Regions from separate parts of the Homo sapiens genome. Here region 1 is linked to region 2. A link is an interaction called in ENCODE POLR2A ChIA-PET data of the cell type or tissue named here. Cell type or tissue: A673. All regions are shown on one strand. Each heading gives the region's core, and the rest is flanking DNA. Links, peaks and the distances in the headings are about the cores only.

The links. ChIA-PET counts read pairs that join two places held together with the same protein. Peaks named below come from ENCODE experiments on the same cell type or tissue, not always from the same donor. Only the 100,000 strongest peaks of a DNase experiment are listed, where the experiment ranks them.
Region 1: POLR2A ChIA-PET joins it to region 2 with 5 read pairs; 1 of 35 experiments calls an interaction of 5 or more read pairs at or near these places.

What each region holds. Positions count from the first base shown.
Region 1 is chr9:29,174,573-29,182,960 of GRCh38, reverse strand. All of the region lies in intron 1 of LINGO2 (leucine rich repeat and Ig domain containing 2), which reads left to right. Among named protein-coding and RNA genes, the nearest start is that of LINGO2, 35 kb to the left of the region's middle. In A673, for the core only: no CTCF peak of the experiment used is centred there; no DNase peak of the experiment used is centred there; H3K4me3 peaks cover 31 bases; H3K27ac peaks cover 1,039 bases.
Region 2 is chr9:28,460,390-28,468,777 of GRCh38, reverse strand. The region is part of intron 4 of LINGO2 (leucine rich repeat and Ig domain containing 2); the gene reads left to right. Among named protein-coding and RNA genes, the nearest start is that of MIR876, 400 kb to the left of the region's middle. In A673, for the core only: no CTCF peak of the experiment used is centred there; a DNase peak (open chromatin) is centred at 4,137.

The DNA.
Region 1 (8,388 bases), core at 1,627-5,626, 710 kb before region 2:
TAGGTGTCACTATTCATTGAGATATGAATAGCTCTAGTTTTGTATCTCAGTATGTTTGGATGGTCTGCTAATTTTGGTGGATTTTTATCTCTTCTTTAATCTACTTCCTTGAAGGAATGATTTAAAACTCTAAAATCAGTTACACTATTTTGTTGAAAATATGAAATGCTGTAGAGTTGTCTTCTGATGCCATGTTACTCATAGCTATCGATGAGCGAGTCACAGACTAGATTAGTGGAAGGAAGGAAGGAAACAAATGAAAAAAAAAAAAACCTACAGATTTACTTCTTCATTTCTTTCCTTGGCTAACAGGTGGAATGCTTAAACCAAAAAAGAGTAATCTGTTGGCCCACCTTTGATTCACTTGCTGGCTTTGTGATATGTGAAGGTCATTGGTCAGCATTTTTCCCTGTTAAGAGAGTTAGAGAACTAGTGAGTTTATTTAGTCATCCTGGGAAGAGCCAGTTTTAACATCTGTAGTAATTACCTTTTCCAGCCTGGCCTCTCAACTTAATTTTTTTTTCTAGTAGTTCTAACTCAAGCTTTGTTCTAGGCTTATGTTTATTATTAATCTTATATGCACCTCTTGCTTAAATCTTACCATACCTAACACTTGGATCCTACATCTTGGTTCCTGCTGGACAGGTTCCTATCCATGAGGCTTTTTTTCTAACTTATTGTTATTTCTAATCTCTGGCTATGTTAGAGATATGTTCCTGAAAAGTTACGTTCCCTGTGATGTTTTGTAAATGGAATCATTTTAAATGCGTTGTGGGTACTTGCCATTTAAAGACTACTGGTCATATGGTGTTTTATAAAATGAAAGCCTTTTGCAAGGCAAATTATGATACTCACCTCAAAATTCATCTTTCTATTTATTTTCTTTCTATATTCTGTATAACAATTTTCATAGGTGGGCGCACTCAGGGCCACCCCCATGGCCATGTAGGCTGTGTACTATGCAGCTCCAGGGGGTGTTATTCACAGAGACCATAGTGTCAACAGCCCTCAAAACTGCATGGAGTCTGGCATTTGAAATATTTACTTTTTCTTTCTTTAACCTGACTTCAATAAATGCATTACTCATTAATGTGTTTGTTTTTCTTTTGTTGTCTATGGTAATTAATAGATAGCTCACCTTTTTTTTAATACTCAGAGGAATACAAATTCAAGACAGGGGCTGTTTGTCTGGGCTGTGTGGTACGTCACATTGGCTGGCTCTAAAATCTTGTGGACTGTCTCAAGAAAGTCTATTGTTTGATTTCTTTGTTAAGTCTATTTCTTGATGTACTTTGTTTCCTAGTACATCAGTTTATTTCAACTTCAGTTGCCTCTTCTCTTTTTCCTTCTAGGATTGTTTTTGGATTCTCACTAAACTCAAAGAATCCTTTCAACTTGTTTTGTGGTCCTCATATTATCATGGAAGCTAAGAAAACTGTAATGTCTGACTGATATTTATACTTTTCATATGACACTTTCCAAGTAATAAATCATCAAACATGAAAATGCTGGAAACTTTTTTTTTCAAATTTAAAGTTTGCTACGTAAGTAGTTTTAATACTTTGATGATACGTAAGTGATGGAGTCAACTTAAGCACTATAATAGAAAATATAATTTTAATAATAAAGTCACTTTGTGTTAGAATGTCTACTCTTTTCTACAAAGAACCCATTGGTGATTTTCATAGTAACTCCATAAGGTCAACCTTTTGCTTCTATTTCATAGATAAGGAAACTACGCTTTTTGTACATATGATAAATTGTTCAAAGTCACGCTACTAATTAGTGGCAGAGCTGGCATTTGAATCCACTCTTTGTAATTCCCAAACTCATTCTTTCTATTACATCTTGCTCTGTATAAATGCTGTCCAATTTTTAATACACATAGCAGTTACTTTCCCACTGTGAATACAAAGTATTCCTTCAGCATATGTTGATCTTGCATTTAAGGAGTAAATTCTAACCAGAACCACCATATCAGGAAATTAATAGAATAGATAAAATCCCAACCAATTTTACAAAATGTACGTAACCTTTTCCTCTCTGAGAAATTTTGTTTTGTTTTGTTGTTGTTTGTTTGTGTTTGGTTATTCTTTCTTTCATTTCTTCCCTTACTGTTATTTTGCGATCTTGGATATTGTAGTCATAATATCATTAAACACTTGTACCACTGATTTTGCTTTCTTTGCCTATTTTCCCTTTAGTTGTTATTTGATAGAAATGAACGAGATGTTTTCAGATACCTTCAGCATTTCCAAACTTCTTTATAATTAAGAAGTGATTCCTTCATGGGGGAAGGTATGTGTAGGGGAACACGGTTTAAAAGCTTTGAAAAAGTGTGTGATCACATATAGGGGGAGAAACCTAGAGACACAGGACATCTTTTTTATCCATGATATTTGATGCTGTAGGGTGATTAAGAATGCAGGAGAGACATATAGGATTTATATGGTGTTTTGCCTGCTACAGTAGTCTGGATTTTAGAATTATTGGTTTCTGGACCCATTGTTAACTTGCTTAAACCAGGATAATGTCTGTAAGGAATAAAATGTAGAAGGATATACATTCAACCAAGCTTGAAAATATATTTGCCTCGCATGTATAACGTGGGAAACTATCACTTGCTAAAGGGTCTAAAATCTAATAGATGCATATATGCATTCCTGTTGATGATAATCTTGTTTCACAGAGCCACAGGCTCCAATAGTCATTTATTGATAGGGGTAGAAAATGGAAGCGAAAAATCTACCAGATATTCTTGTTGCTCTCCATTGTCATGTTTATGTATGTGAAAGAGGCAGGGGGCAGAGTGTTTTCCTTGGTGCTGAGATAAATGATTGAAATTGCAATTATAAGGTCCCCACTATATGCCATCCTTCTGTTCTTTACTGCTGCCTTCCTCCTATCTACCTACTTACTGATCTTTTTGAAGTTTTTATTCACTCAAGTTCATGAAATAAATGTGTTTTTCAATAAAGGCTATTTAACTGAGTTGCTCCCTTTTAACTGCTAATTGAATTTTAAGTTTTGATTTTGAAACTAAATCATTGTAAAACTTCAGAAGTTCCTATTATAGCAATGACTTGAAAATATAATGTGGAGTTTTGCCAAGGGCCAACTTTATTCTATATTTTAAGATGTTATAACTTACTGTATTGTAAGCTACCATGGAAATATACTGCAAAAATATACATTTTTTAGGATATATATTAGGGAATTAATAGCACATACAAGCACTCAGAAATAAGTGCTCATGGGCCAGGCACGGAGGCTCACGCCTGTAATCCCAGCACTTTGGGAAGCTGAGGCGGGTGGATCACCTGAGGTCAGGAGTTCAAGACCAGCCTGGCCAACATCATGAAACCCTGTCTCTACTAAAAATACAAAATTTAGCCAGACATGGTGGCACACATGTGTAGTCTCAGCTCCTGGGGAAGCTGAGGCAGGAGAATTGCTTGAACCCTGGAAACGGAGGTTGCAGTGAGCCGAGATTGCACCACTGCACTCCAGCCTGGGTGACAGAGTGAGACTCTGTCTCAATAAATAAATAAATGCTCAGAATGACTAGGAACTAAGCATTCTATGTATTCCTTAGAGTCCTAGAAAGATATCTAGGTTAATTGAGAATGCAACTGTGTTTTTGGGGGAAACAAGCCTCCCTGGGACTATAGGCAGCAATACTTGCCCAGAAGTCCACCTTGTCAGCCTGTTTTGCTTAAAGGCCATGAATAATAGAATCATGGAGCAAGGAGTGAAACATATATATATATATATATATATATATATATATATATATATATATTTACAGTAAGAAGGAACATTTTATCACGTTACTTTTCTAGTAAGTAAAGACCAGCATCTTTAACAAGGTCTCTTGGCCCTAAGTGGTTTAATTTTTGCCTATGTCAATAGCCTCAACCAGCTCAGCCTATATCCCTTTGAGTCTAGCCACAGAAGCCTTCCTCTGGGTAATTAATTAATTAATTAATTAATTATTTTAGAGATGGGATTTTGCTATGTTGCCCAGTCTAGCCTGAAACTCCAGGGTTCAAGTGGTCTTCCTGCTCACTTCCATTTCCTGAGTGGCTTGGATTATAGGCACTCATTACTGAACCCAGCTCCTCTGGTTTTTAATTGTGATAATCCTTTGATCTTCTGGGTTTTACTGTTTCCTTTCCTCTTCCTGGTGGCTCTAACTCTGTGCTTAGTTAATTCCAACACATCCTTTAGAACTCAGCTCAAAAGTTACTTATTTGAGGAAGTTTCTCTTCACTTGTCATCAGAGGAGGTTTCCTTCCCTATATACATAGTTTCCAAAGTGTCTCGTATAGTTCATAACAATTTGTGTGTTCAACAGTGGAAGTTATACATACATTTTGTTGTTGATTTTTTTTACTGTCTTTTTTTTGCTACAGTATAAGATAATGAAGGCAGTGATGACTGCTGACTTGGTTCACCAACACTCTCCTCTATGCTTAGTACAATGATAACATGTTATTGGTGCTTGGTACATACTTGTTAATTGATTGAATGAGCAAATAGATAGATAAATATATGAATGTATAAATAAATTCAAGGCCAGAGCAATGAAGAGAGAATAAGGGCTTAGACTAGGAAAAAAATGGGCCTATAATCCCAGCACTTTGGGAGGCGGAGGTGGGCAGACTACTTGAGGTCAGGAGTTCGAGGCCACTCTGCCCAACATGGTGAAACTCCATCTGTACTAAAAATGCAAAAAATAGCTGGGCGTGCTGGTGCATGTCTGTAATCCCAGCTATTTGGGAGGCTGAGGTGGGAGAATTACTTGGACCCAGGAGGCGGAGGTTCCAGTGAGCCAAGATCACACCACTGCACTCTAGTCTGGGCAACAAGAGTGAAACTCCACCTCAAAAATAAATAAATAAATAAATAAAATAAAAGTATTAGGAAAAAAGGAGCAGAGAAAAAAAAAATGGAAGGGATAGAATAGAAATACCAAAAGTGGAAGAGAAGGTGAGAGGTAATTGTGGAAGAAGATGTTTAATACTTGTAAACTGTTTAGAAAAGGATATGATTATGAAGGTGTGGAGCTTGGTGAGAAAGAGAGAAGGGGTCAATTTTAATGTAGCCAAGTACTATTCCTCTGTCAGAGAATTTGGGGACAATTTTCAACATGATGATACTGACACTATATTCATCACTGTTCTTTGTAGGGCCCTTAGGAGATAAATCCCTTTTATCCTCAACCTAAATATTCCAAGAGACTAAGAATACCTAAAGTATTATGGTTTTGGGAAAGAAGAATCAACATCATGATTAGTGGAAAAGAAACTAAGAAGTAAAAACATAAAATCTTCTTAAATATTATTTTTCAAGTCTTGGATTTGGGATAAGATTTGGGTAATGGTTTCACCTCTGGGGACATATCCATGTTTTTTTTCTGGGTTCCTGAAGATTGTACATTTTGGGAGCCTTCTTTAAGAATGCTAATACAAAATTAGATACAGGACTTTGTGAAAAGTCAATGAAAATAAGGCTCCTGAAGTTTAATTAACTACCGTAAAATTTTGACTATGCTCAGGCTTGTTCTACTGGCTGTGCAAATTTTGAAAAGCACATTAACTTCTCTAAACTTCAGTTTCCTCTTACATAAAATGGGACAAACTATAAATTCCAGTGAAAGATTGGTCTGATTTTGTAAGTATATATTCTATTGGGAAAAATTTTTTGTAATCTAGAAGTGCTATAAAATTAGTCATAGCTGTGATTACAATATTTACTAATTCATTTATCTTTATGGCTACACTTACTACATCACATTTTTTAAGTGGAAGAAACAGGTTATTTTCTTTTTAGTGTAATATTTATCCTGAAGAACTAAGACTTGCTGACCTATACTTTAATGCTCTGTTCATTGACCCTCATTTATTTGTGGTGGTCATGCTCATTAAGCATTGAGCATTTATTATATATGTGCTGAGTCAGAGGTAGACTTTGGCCAACTGACTGGCTAGGGCTAAAACACCCAATCCTTTTCGGTGTTGCTTAAACTTTTCTCTTGATTCGAATTCTTCCTTGTCAGTCAAATGATAAATTTTGTCTTCAGAGAAAGGAATTATTTGATAACTCCTTTTCTCTTACTGCTGCTGGTTCTTGTCAGTCTGTCAGAAAGCAAAAGTAAAAAGTTGCATTGAAGCTTATAGAAATTTCATGTATATTTTTCTATACCATCTTTACCTTGATAGTTGTCTCATACTTCTGTACTTCCTAGTACATTGCCTAGGGGCTGAAATTCTTACAAACAAATTATTATATTTTTACTTCTTTCTTAGATGCTAGATTTCCTGCACAGAATGTAATTAGATAAGCTCTTTCCTGTGAGCACAACTATAAGGAGAGACACACAAGATTAAGCACAGTTTGCATAATACAAGCTTCTTACCCACTTGGGACATTGGAGAGAAGCTCCATGCTCTTAGTCCTATTCTTAGCCCAACTGTGAGTGTGTGCATGTGTAGGGGACAGGGATTGTAAAGAGGGAGAACAAAGTCAAAGGAAGGGGAGGGAAACACATGTCCTTACCACGTGTCTGTTATTTCACCACCTTCTCTAACTAGCTATGTTTCGGGTATTAGCTCAATTTTAGTCTCAACAAAGGACATCTGTCTCTGAGATCACCAAGATCAGTCTGGTAGCAGGATCAGGGGAAAACAAGAGTGAGAGAAGATAACAGAAAACACTGTGGAGGCAAGGTGACTTTTGGTTAGTTGTCTGTCTTCTCAGAGCCCAATTTTTCTCATGTATAAAATGGGAGTAATCATAATTACCCAATGGATTGTTATGAATATGAAATGTGATAATATGTTTAAAATGCCAGAAACTTCCTAGGTGCTCAGTAAATATCTGTCTCTCACACAAAAGATTTTTGGATGGAGTATGTGCAGATCGAGGACTTGGTGCCAGCCTGAGCCATAAGATGTCCTCAGTAAGGATTCCTGAATAAATACCAAGGTAGAGGGACTGCTGCCTAGGGTTTAGTGCTTTACCTCTGTGAAATTAAGCATGAAAAATAAGTTCAGGGAAAAAGAAAGAAAGTGGCATGCTGTGATAAAAGAATTTAAAGATTTACTCTTTTTTAAAAAAATATTATTTCCTTTGAAGTCCTCATATACGCTTTTTAAAAAAATTATCGGCTTTGGGAGGCTGAGGTGGGTGGATCACGAGGTCAGGAGATCGAGACCATCCTGGCCAACATGGTGAAACCCCGTCTCTACTAAAGATACAAAAATTAGCCAGGCGTGGTGGTGTGTGCCTGCAATCCCAGCTACTCAGGAGACTGAGACAGGATAATCGCTTGAACCCGGGACGTGGAGGTTGCAGTGAGCCGAGATCGCTCCACTGCACTCCATCCTGGGTGACAGAACGAGACTCCGTCTCAAAAAAAAAAAAAAAAAAAAAATCTCGGAGATACGATCTAAAGAAGTTGGTTATGAGCAGCCTCTGAGCACTCTGTGAGATGCCACTATTTAATGTTACATTTTAGAGCAGGTGCACAAAGTGTTCAATAAAGCATGCAATCTTCTAGAAGCAGTGAAACCGCAACAGAATTAGGATTGTATATAGTAATATTTTTATATCAACAAAGGATAATATAAAATAGTAGTCCATTGATGCCAGTGAATAATGAACACTGAGATATGTTTTGCCTTTATTTATTTATTTAGAGATGGAGTCTTGCTCTGTAGCCCAGGCTGGAGTGCAGTGGCATGATCTTGGCTCACTGCAACCTCCACCTCCCAGGTTCAAGTGATTCTCCTGCCTCAGCCTCCCGAGTAGCTGGGATTACAGGCATGCACCACCACACCCAGCTAGTTTTTGTATTTTTAGTAAAGATGGGGTTTCATCATGTTGGTCAGGATGGTCTCTAACTCCCAACCTCATTGTCCCCTCACATCGGCCTCCCAAAATGCTGGGATTACAGGCATGAGCCACTGCACCCAGCCCACCATTATTTTAATGAAAGGCTCAGAGAACTAAAAGATCTGACACAACTAAGATTCAAACCCTGGTCTGGCCCATTCCATAACTACTACACTGAACTGTTTTAGATTTTTAAAATATACTAAAAGTTATCCAACAAATTTTTCTTTGCCTTTTAGCCAGGTTCTTCATGTGCACGTAGACACCATAGGCATCTGAATTACATCCTGACATGTATTTATAAACTGGTGTCTCTTGATCCTGTATCCAGGCCTTTGTGAACTTTATTTCCACATAATTATTTTCATTCCATTTAGTCATGGTCAGCAAATAGGAAACTTCAATAGACTTTTAAATTTTATTCTGGATAAATAATTGATAGGTTCTGTTCCCATAAGACATAAAAGGGAAATTTCATGTGACTGCATT
Region 2 (8,388 bases), core at 2,247-6,246:
TCCTCTGAGACCTTTTCTGAGCATATATTCTGTCTGAGCATGTGTGTATGCTTTTCCCTCTTATAAATACTGTAGAACTGTGATTGCTTTCCAGAGCTCCTAAAAACCTGTATTAGTCAGTCTGTTGTTTTTAATGTTCCTGTGGGTAAACAAGGGCTTGGAGCTTTCTAATCTACCAACTTGCAGATGTCACTCACAGACCCTGTTATGTTTCAAGGAGTCTCAACTCAGCTTCTTCTTGGGGCCTTAGATGTTCTACTGTATTATTTCCCAATAATCTCTTACCTTCAGTTTCTGTGGACCTGCAACTTCCCCTCTCTCCTGCAGTTTTTGCATGCATGCCACTGGTTTACATGGTTTCTAGCCTAAGATCCCAACTATACTACTGTTTCCTCTTCTGAGTTCCAAGTAAGGAGAGTGAGAAACTAGTGCCTTGGCAGTGCTCACACTGGTTATAACCTTGCAAATATGATCTACTTCGCTCTTTCTGGTCCAAGTGAGGGAACTGGGTATTGACATCATCTTCCACCTGTGAAGCACAACATAGGATAAAGAATGGGGCAAAGGCAAGTAAAACACTATGAAATTTCTTACCATTTTTAATGTGGCTTTTTCTTGATTGGGCATTTGCTTGGTTTCTGTAGATTTTTGACTATCAGATATACTATTAAATTATATAAATCAGTCTATAAGTTTATCTATTTATTTTAGTGTTTGTTTTCTGTGATGGATAAAAGGGCTTTGAGCTTTCTATTCTGCTACTTTCCTGATTATTTTTTAAAAGTTTTTAACAAAATACATTGTGAATGTAATACAATATTGTATATTTTGTATATTATTTTGATATATGATTTCAGCATTGGAAATAATTTCAATGACTTGAAAATATGTTATAAGCCTTTCAAACAGGGAAAGCAGAATTAGTTAGTTATTCATGTTGACACAGTTGTATTATGTTATTTCCTACTCTAATATATGACTCAAAGGTAAAGATTAATTTTTCATGTGACTTTTATTTGCAATCTATGACCCCAATAAGCACTGTGTTGAATTAGGCTTCTTTAAAAAAATTCCAGTGGATCAACCAATTTTTACTCATTAAAAATAATAAAAAATAATAATATGTAATAAAAATATTTACTTCTTCAATTTTACTGTAGTTTTCTAGTTTTAATCAGTTTGTTGTTCAAACAAGCAACAGTGTTATAAGCTAACTTTTGAAGGAGAAAATGCATGCTATGGTATTTAAGGAATTGTGGTTCATTTTAGATATATGATTTCAGCATTAACAAAGAAGAATTCCAATGACTAAAAAATATGTTATAAGCCTTTCATCATAGGGAAAGCAGAATCTATACGTTTCTCATGTCAATATTGTTTTCACTATGTTGTTTGCTACTCTAGTATATGATTTGAAAGGAGAAAGAGCTGAGGTTAAGAGTCAGCTAGGGGGCCAGGCATGGTGGCTCACACCTGTAATCCCAGCACTTTGGGAGGCCGAGGAGGGCAGACTACGAGAGGTCAGGAGATCGAGACCATCCTGGCTAACACGGTGAAACCCCATCTCTACTAAAAATACAAAAAATTAGCCAGGCGTGGTGGTGGGTACCTGTAATCCCAGCTACTCGGGAGGCTGAGGCAGGAGAATGGCGTGAACCCAGGAGGCGGAGCTTGCAGTGAGTCAAGATGGCGCCACTGCACTCTAGCCAGGGCAACAGAGCGAGACTCCGTCCCCCCCCCCCAAAAAAAAAGAGAGTCAGCTAGGGTTATTTTTATTAGTGGAACAAATCCACCCACTTTGCCTTTGTATCTCATCAGCAGAGTTAGTTTGGATTAAGTGTGTATAAACAATAATTTTAGTCATTTTTAACCAGTTTGTAACACCATTTCTAAAGTTCAACAATATGCATGTGATACAGAGATAGCTGGATAATTTTATTCATGCCTTGTGTTCAATTTAATAAAAGAGAAAAACACTTTGAGTTAAAGTCACACTTTTAGTGAAATGGAATGCTGTCTTTTTTTAATTTATAATTATTGTGGGTACAGAGTAGGTATATATATTTATGGGGTATATGAAATATTTTGATAAAAGCATAAAATGTGTCATAGTCACATCAGAGTAAATGGGGTATCTATCACCTCAAGCATCTATCCTTTGTATTACAAACAGTCCAGTTGTACTCTTTCATTTATTTCAAAATGTACAATTAAATTATTACTGACAATAGTGACACTGATGTGCTATCAAATACTATATCTTATTAACTCTATTATTTGTACCCATTTATCATCACCACCTCCCCCTCTTCCACCTACCCTTCCCAAACTCATCATCTACTCTCTGTCTCATGAACTATTTTAATTTTTATCCTCCACAAATAAATGAGAACATGATCAGTTTGTCCTTCTGTGCCTGGCTTATTTCATTTAGCATAATGACCTCTGGTTCCATCCATGTCACTGCAAATGATGGGATCAGCCATCTTTTTTATGGCTGAATAGTACTTCACTGTGTATATGTACCACATTTTCTTTATCCATTCATCTGTTTGTGGGCATGTAGGTTGTTTCCAAATCTTGACTATTGTGAACAGTGCTGCAATAAACATAGGAGTGCAGGTATCTCTTCAATATACTGCTTTGTTTTTTGGGGGAGTATCTACCTAGCAGTGGAATAGCTGGATTATATGGTAGCTCTGTTTTTAGTTTTTTTTTTGAAACCTCTGAACTGTTCTCCATAGTGGTTGTACTAATTTACATTCTCACCAACAGTGCACAGTGGTTCCCTTTTCTGCATATCCTCATCAGCATTTGTTATTGCCTGTCTTTTGGATAAAAACCATTTTAACTGGGGTGACAGGATATCTCATTGTAGTTTTGATTTGTATTCCTCTGATGATCAGCGATGTTGAGTACCTTTTTCATATGCCTGTTTGCCATTTTGTGTCTTATTTTAAGAAATGTCTACTCAGATCTTTAACCCATTTTTGACTGGATTATTCAATTTTTTCCTATAGTGCTGTTTGAGCTCCTTATATATTCTGGTTATTAATCCCTTTTCAGAAGGGTAGTTTGCAAATATTTTCTCCTATTCTGTGGATCGTCTCTTCAATTTCTTGATTGGTTCCTTTGCTATGCAGAAGCTTTTTAACTTGATATTGATATGAACAGGAAGCAGGGAAATATTGGGTAAAAGAGGGCGGAGTCCCTGGCAAGGGCTCCACCCTCAAGCCTGAATTTGTGGCCCTAAGTGAGAACTTCACTTCCCTGTTTTCCCAACCAAATGTTGCCTTTTGGCCTACCATGCCCCCTATCTTGTGCTCATAAGAACCCCAGATCCCAAACTCAGCGCACACACACAAAAGAAAGAAGCATCTGAACGTTGAGAGGAGAAGAAGCAGCTGGACATCAGAGACAACGGTCAGAGAGGAGTTCAGCCGGGGATGGTTAGGCCGCCTTCCCACTTTATCCCCTTGCCAGCTTTCCATCCTACTGAGAGCCACTTCCACCACTCAATAAAATTTCTATGTTCACCATCCTTCAAGTCCTTGTGACCTCATTCCTCTTGGAATGAGAGGACAAGGACCCAGGTATGGGTGCAAGACGCTGTCACACTGACTCTCCACTGAGCTGTTTTAACACTTAAGCCATCCACAGACAGCAAAACAAAGAGTACACTGTAACACTCACCCTTTCAGGATCCAGAGGTCGCATGCAACCTGTAGACACTGCCACAGGCCTGTATGTGGGGCGGGGGGGCGGCGCCCAAAGTTACTTGCCCCTGCTCCTGCACCTTCTCACCTGTGTGCTCCTACTCCCACAAGGGTTTTGAGCACTGCGGGCTGAGTAAGCAAGCCACCCCTTCATGAGTCCCACAAACTGGTCAGGGGAACTATCCTGTCTCAATATTATTCCATTTGTCTATTTTTGTTTTGATTGCCTGTGCTTGTGGGGTGTTGCTCAAGAAATCTATGTCAAATCCAATGTTGAAATGTTGTCTTGGAAACCTTAAGTAGTGAGCTATTAAGTAATTTTCTATAGCCAAGTTCCCCACTCTAAAATAAAAAGCCGATGATGGCCTTTACCAAGAATTTCTAAGAGTTTCTTTAACAATACAGTAAAATAAATTGAGAGGAAATACGGAAGTTATGACCTATTCATTTAGGCATGTTTATTTTCCCTGAAATTATACCCCAGATGTCATTAATACATTTCTTCCACAAACACATGGCTTTCAAAGCAGGAACATTTTTAGTTTTGCATATAAGGAACTGTATATTTAACATATTCTTCAGAAACAAAAATCATTGAGGATGACAGCCATGTACAGCAAACGAAAACAACCATTAGTAGGTGTTATTAAACAGAAGATTGAATGTTCATTCATCCAAACAACTATAATATAAAACTTAGATTTATTTTGTATTAATTTATGTTTATTCTTCAAGAAAACTGAACATGGAAAAGCCTTCTGATTATAACTACTTTCTTGGCAGATAAACAGGGAGATAACAAAGTAGTTATAGTGTAACACAGGAATAGAATTTATGCCAATCACTCTGTAGCTTAGATCCTATGTTGTATAAAATACATTTGCTAATTTAATTACATGGGAAAATATTGAAATATTGTATTATGAAATAATAATTCATACCATAGACTACAAGAATTGTGAGGTCGTTTCCCTGAACAGAATATTGTCTTCCCAACCTTAAGTGTTAGGGAAATGTTTTGTCTTGATAAATATGCAGAAAACCCTAGCAATATTTTGATTCTCTATAACTTATGGATTTCCTCCTTATACAGGCATAATGTGAAGTACATTAAGATGAAAACAGGCTCATTTCCTCTAACTTTAAATAAAAAATAATTATCTTTATTGTGACAGGGAGGAGTGAATACAAGGTGCTTTAAATGTATTGGCTCTGTTAAAGATATTTTTTCCTGCCAAATGCACTCAATTAAAACAGCTATCATAGGCTTACCCTATTTTCAGTAAATCATCATTTTTTTTCATTTTATTTTTATGATTGAATTATAAAACTCTTCAATGGCTCATCTTGGCTCTCTCCCCTTCCCTGAAGCCATCTTAAGTGAATATTTTTGTATACAACAGCACAAACATGCACACATATTTGTCTGTGTAAGGTCAAGTAAATGTCCATGATTTTTCCTTTATGGCAGTTCAGATGACCTTTTACAAGCCATTTGCCCCTAATACTCAAGTCTTAAACCCTCCTATTTAATTTACATTACTTGATCTTTTTGTCAGTAGAAATGAAAAGTCCTAGTATACCTATAATCCAGACTATCCATGGGCAAAATTGGAAGACAGGTGAACACTTTTCTCATTTTTCTTCATCCCATTTTTCTTTCTTTTTTACTTATTTATATATTTTTTGGCCTTTTGGTGCCAGTGTTCTTTTGTTCTGCCATCCCACTCATTCAAAAAATCGATTATAGTTCAGGCATCAGACAAAAGAGATTTGATAAATTTCTTCACACTAAATTGAAAGTAATGGCTAAGCTCTCCTATACAATGTCATTTTTCCTTTAATACGTGATGTTACATATCTAGGTAAAGAATTATAGATACCAATAACAAAGACTAGGGTAACTTGTGAAACAATAAAATTTGTTGCCCAAACCAAGAAACTTTTGATAGGAAAAAAAAAAGCGCTATTAATCACTCCCTGAGGATAATAGTGTAAAACAGAAGTGTCTTTTGTAAACCAGAAACTAAATGTCATCTTCTAGCCCTAGTATTCTTTGTTCAGGATATTTAACCCTGTATGTAGTTCCCACGATTTGCAGACATACACTGTCTTGCAAAACTTAATGTTAAAAGACATTGCTCTTTAAGGTGTCACCAAGTTGGCTTAGAAATCCTATGATGGGTAATTTTTTTCAATTTTTAGTTCAGAATAGATAGTTCCTTGGAAAAATCCTCAGAACTTAATTACCACTCACAACCAAGTTACTCTATGAATCCACATTACTTCATTGAGCCACTGTTTCCTTGTTTTTAAAATTGTGGGGGGAGGTAATTAAACTAGAAAATGCCCAAAGATATTTTCATCACTAATATCCTATGAGTGTGAGCAAGAATTATGATTAATTTTTATCCCTTCAATAAATAATAGCACAAACTAAAAAATCATTTATATGTAATCTATGTAAATTTTTGGAGCCCTGTAAAATAATGGTTGAAGAGAAAGGTGACAGAAATTTACAACTCCATTTTTTCCCCCTATTTGTGGTCTTCAATTGTGGACCAAGTGTGCTTGATCCCTTTCAAAAGTGAGATGTCATTGCAAATTGCAAACTCAGGTATAATTTTTTTTTTTTTTTTTTTTTTTTAGCTAGAGCATGATGAATGTTATTCTAGTGTGTGACCCTTTCTGCTGATTGTAAAATGAAAATAAGGGCATTGGTTTTTGTTTTATTTGTAAAAAAATTGTTAAAAATCAAATTATCTGCCATAATTCTGTATTATTTAAACTGAAATAATTTCACCTTAGGGATTCTGCAACAGTTACTAACAATTATAATGGCAGCTAAATGACTGTTCTCTCTTCATCTAACCCTAATGGACAGAGTCAGGTTCTCTGGGAAATCCATTCAGTTACTCTGATTCTATGAGATTAGAAGGTAGCATGACTTAGGACTTATGTAAACAAAGATAAAGATAAAGAATAGTGTTGAGATAAGACATAACATTAGAGGAGAATGAATACAGATTTTGAAAGGAGACAGATGATGCTTCAAATCTTGGCTCTGTGGTTGCTCAGTTTGTAACATTAGACTAAGTCACTGATTCTCTTTCAGCCTATGTTCCCTCATCTGTAAAATGGACTGCTGACATCTAATAACTCACAGAGTAGTTAAAAAATTTAAATGAGATAAATATGTAGAGCTGTCACCATTGCTGTAATGTCATAGACTGCACAACAATTACTTTTCTTTGCCTGAGAGTCATTAACAGATATAATCAGGAACTACTACTTGCCTTTGGAGCCTGATGTTTTTGTAACTTTTGTCCATATTAGACTCTCAGAAACTATCCTCTTACTCTCCTCTCCACATCCCTGCAAATAAAAACAACAATGACATTGATTCACAGACTGTGCTAAGTCAGATCAGCTGATGCATCAGCTGTAGGGAAGTGAGCCCTATCTTTCAGGACATCAATTCTCAATATTTGTTACTCATTAGAGCAATTGTTTACATCTTTAAGAATCTAACATTTCTTTTTATTTTCATGTTTTAGTTATTTCCAGTCAAGAAAAAATAATACATGCCCAACCTAAGTCATTAGGACTTTGTTTGATACAAAATGTGTTGCTATTTTTGATGGAGTAAACACAAATTTAAGATACCCTGTATGGCCAGGAAACACCATTTCAGAAAGCCACGAAGTAAATGATAGTGAGGGATGAATGGTAGGGAGAGAGCACTGAGACTGTGAAAATACTGCTTGTATAGCACTTTAGGCTCCTAGTGAGGCAGATCAAGAATTGTCTTATTATCTCGATATTGTATAATATGTTTCAAAAAGCCCATCCGGAACATTATTTTGATTTGTATTCCTTTAGAATCAACTTCAATTTCCAGTACTATCTTCTATCATTTTATGTTGTTATAAAAGTGAATCAAATATTTGTAGCAAACTGTAGATTTTTCTTCATATAAGAAAAGAAAAAGACTATGATGATAAAGAAGAAAGACAAACAAGAATGAATTTATGCCCAAGTGTTTAGGGTTATATTGTATCTTCAATACTCTCTAGTTGTTTCTACACTGCGGAGATTGTAGGGTTTTAAAAAAAAGTTAGGTTGAACTAAAAAGGAAATGATACAACAGTTTCTAGACATTTTTAGTCTATTTGTATGACGAAGTTGAGTTCTTGCTCACTTACCTTTTCTTCACCTCCCACTCCTCCACCCCTCCCCCCACACACAAACCACACACTTGCCCTCCAGGCTGGGAGGAATTCATTGCTGTAGAATACCATCTATCATACCACTTCTTCCCAAATACCTGCACAGTAGAGGAATTAATTCCCAGAGGGAGGAGTAAAATTTCCTGTTACAGATGCATTATATTTTATATAGCATCTTTTCATTGAAAGATCATTTTTCTGATTACACACCAGGAAGATTTTCAATTTCCCCCATTTCTCCATTACTATGTATTACATGAAGTTATTTCTTTTGCTTTCCTTTCCCCTATTGCACTATATTCTTATGTATGTTTCTAATAGCATCTTTCTCTTGTAGCAAGCAGTCTATAATCTGGACTTTAAAAGTCACCTATACTGCAAGGCTGAGTTTTTAGTATTGGGAAATATGTTTAAATTAGACATAAGCTACGTTTTGCTAATAG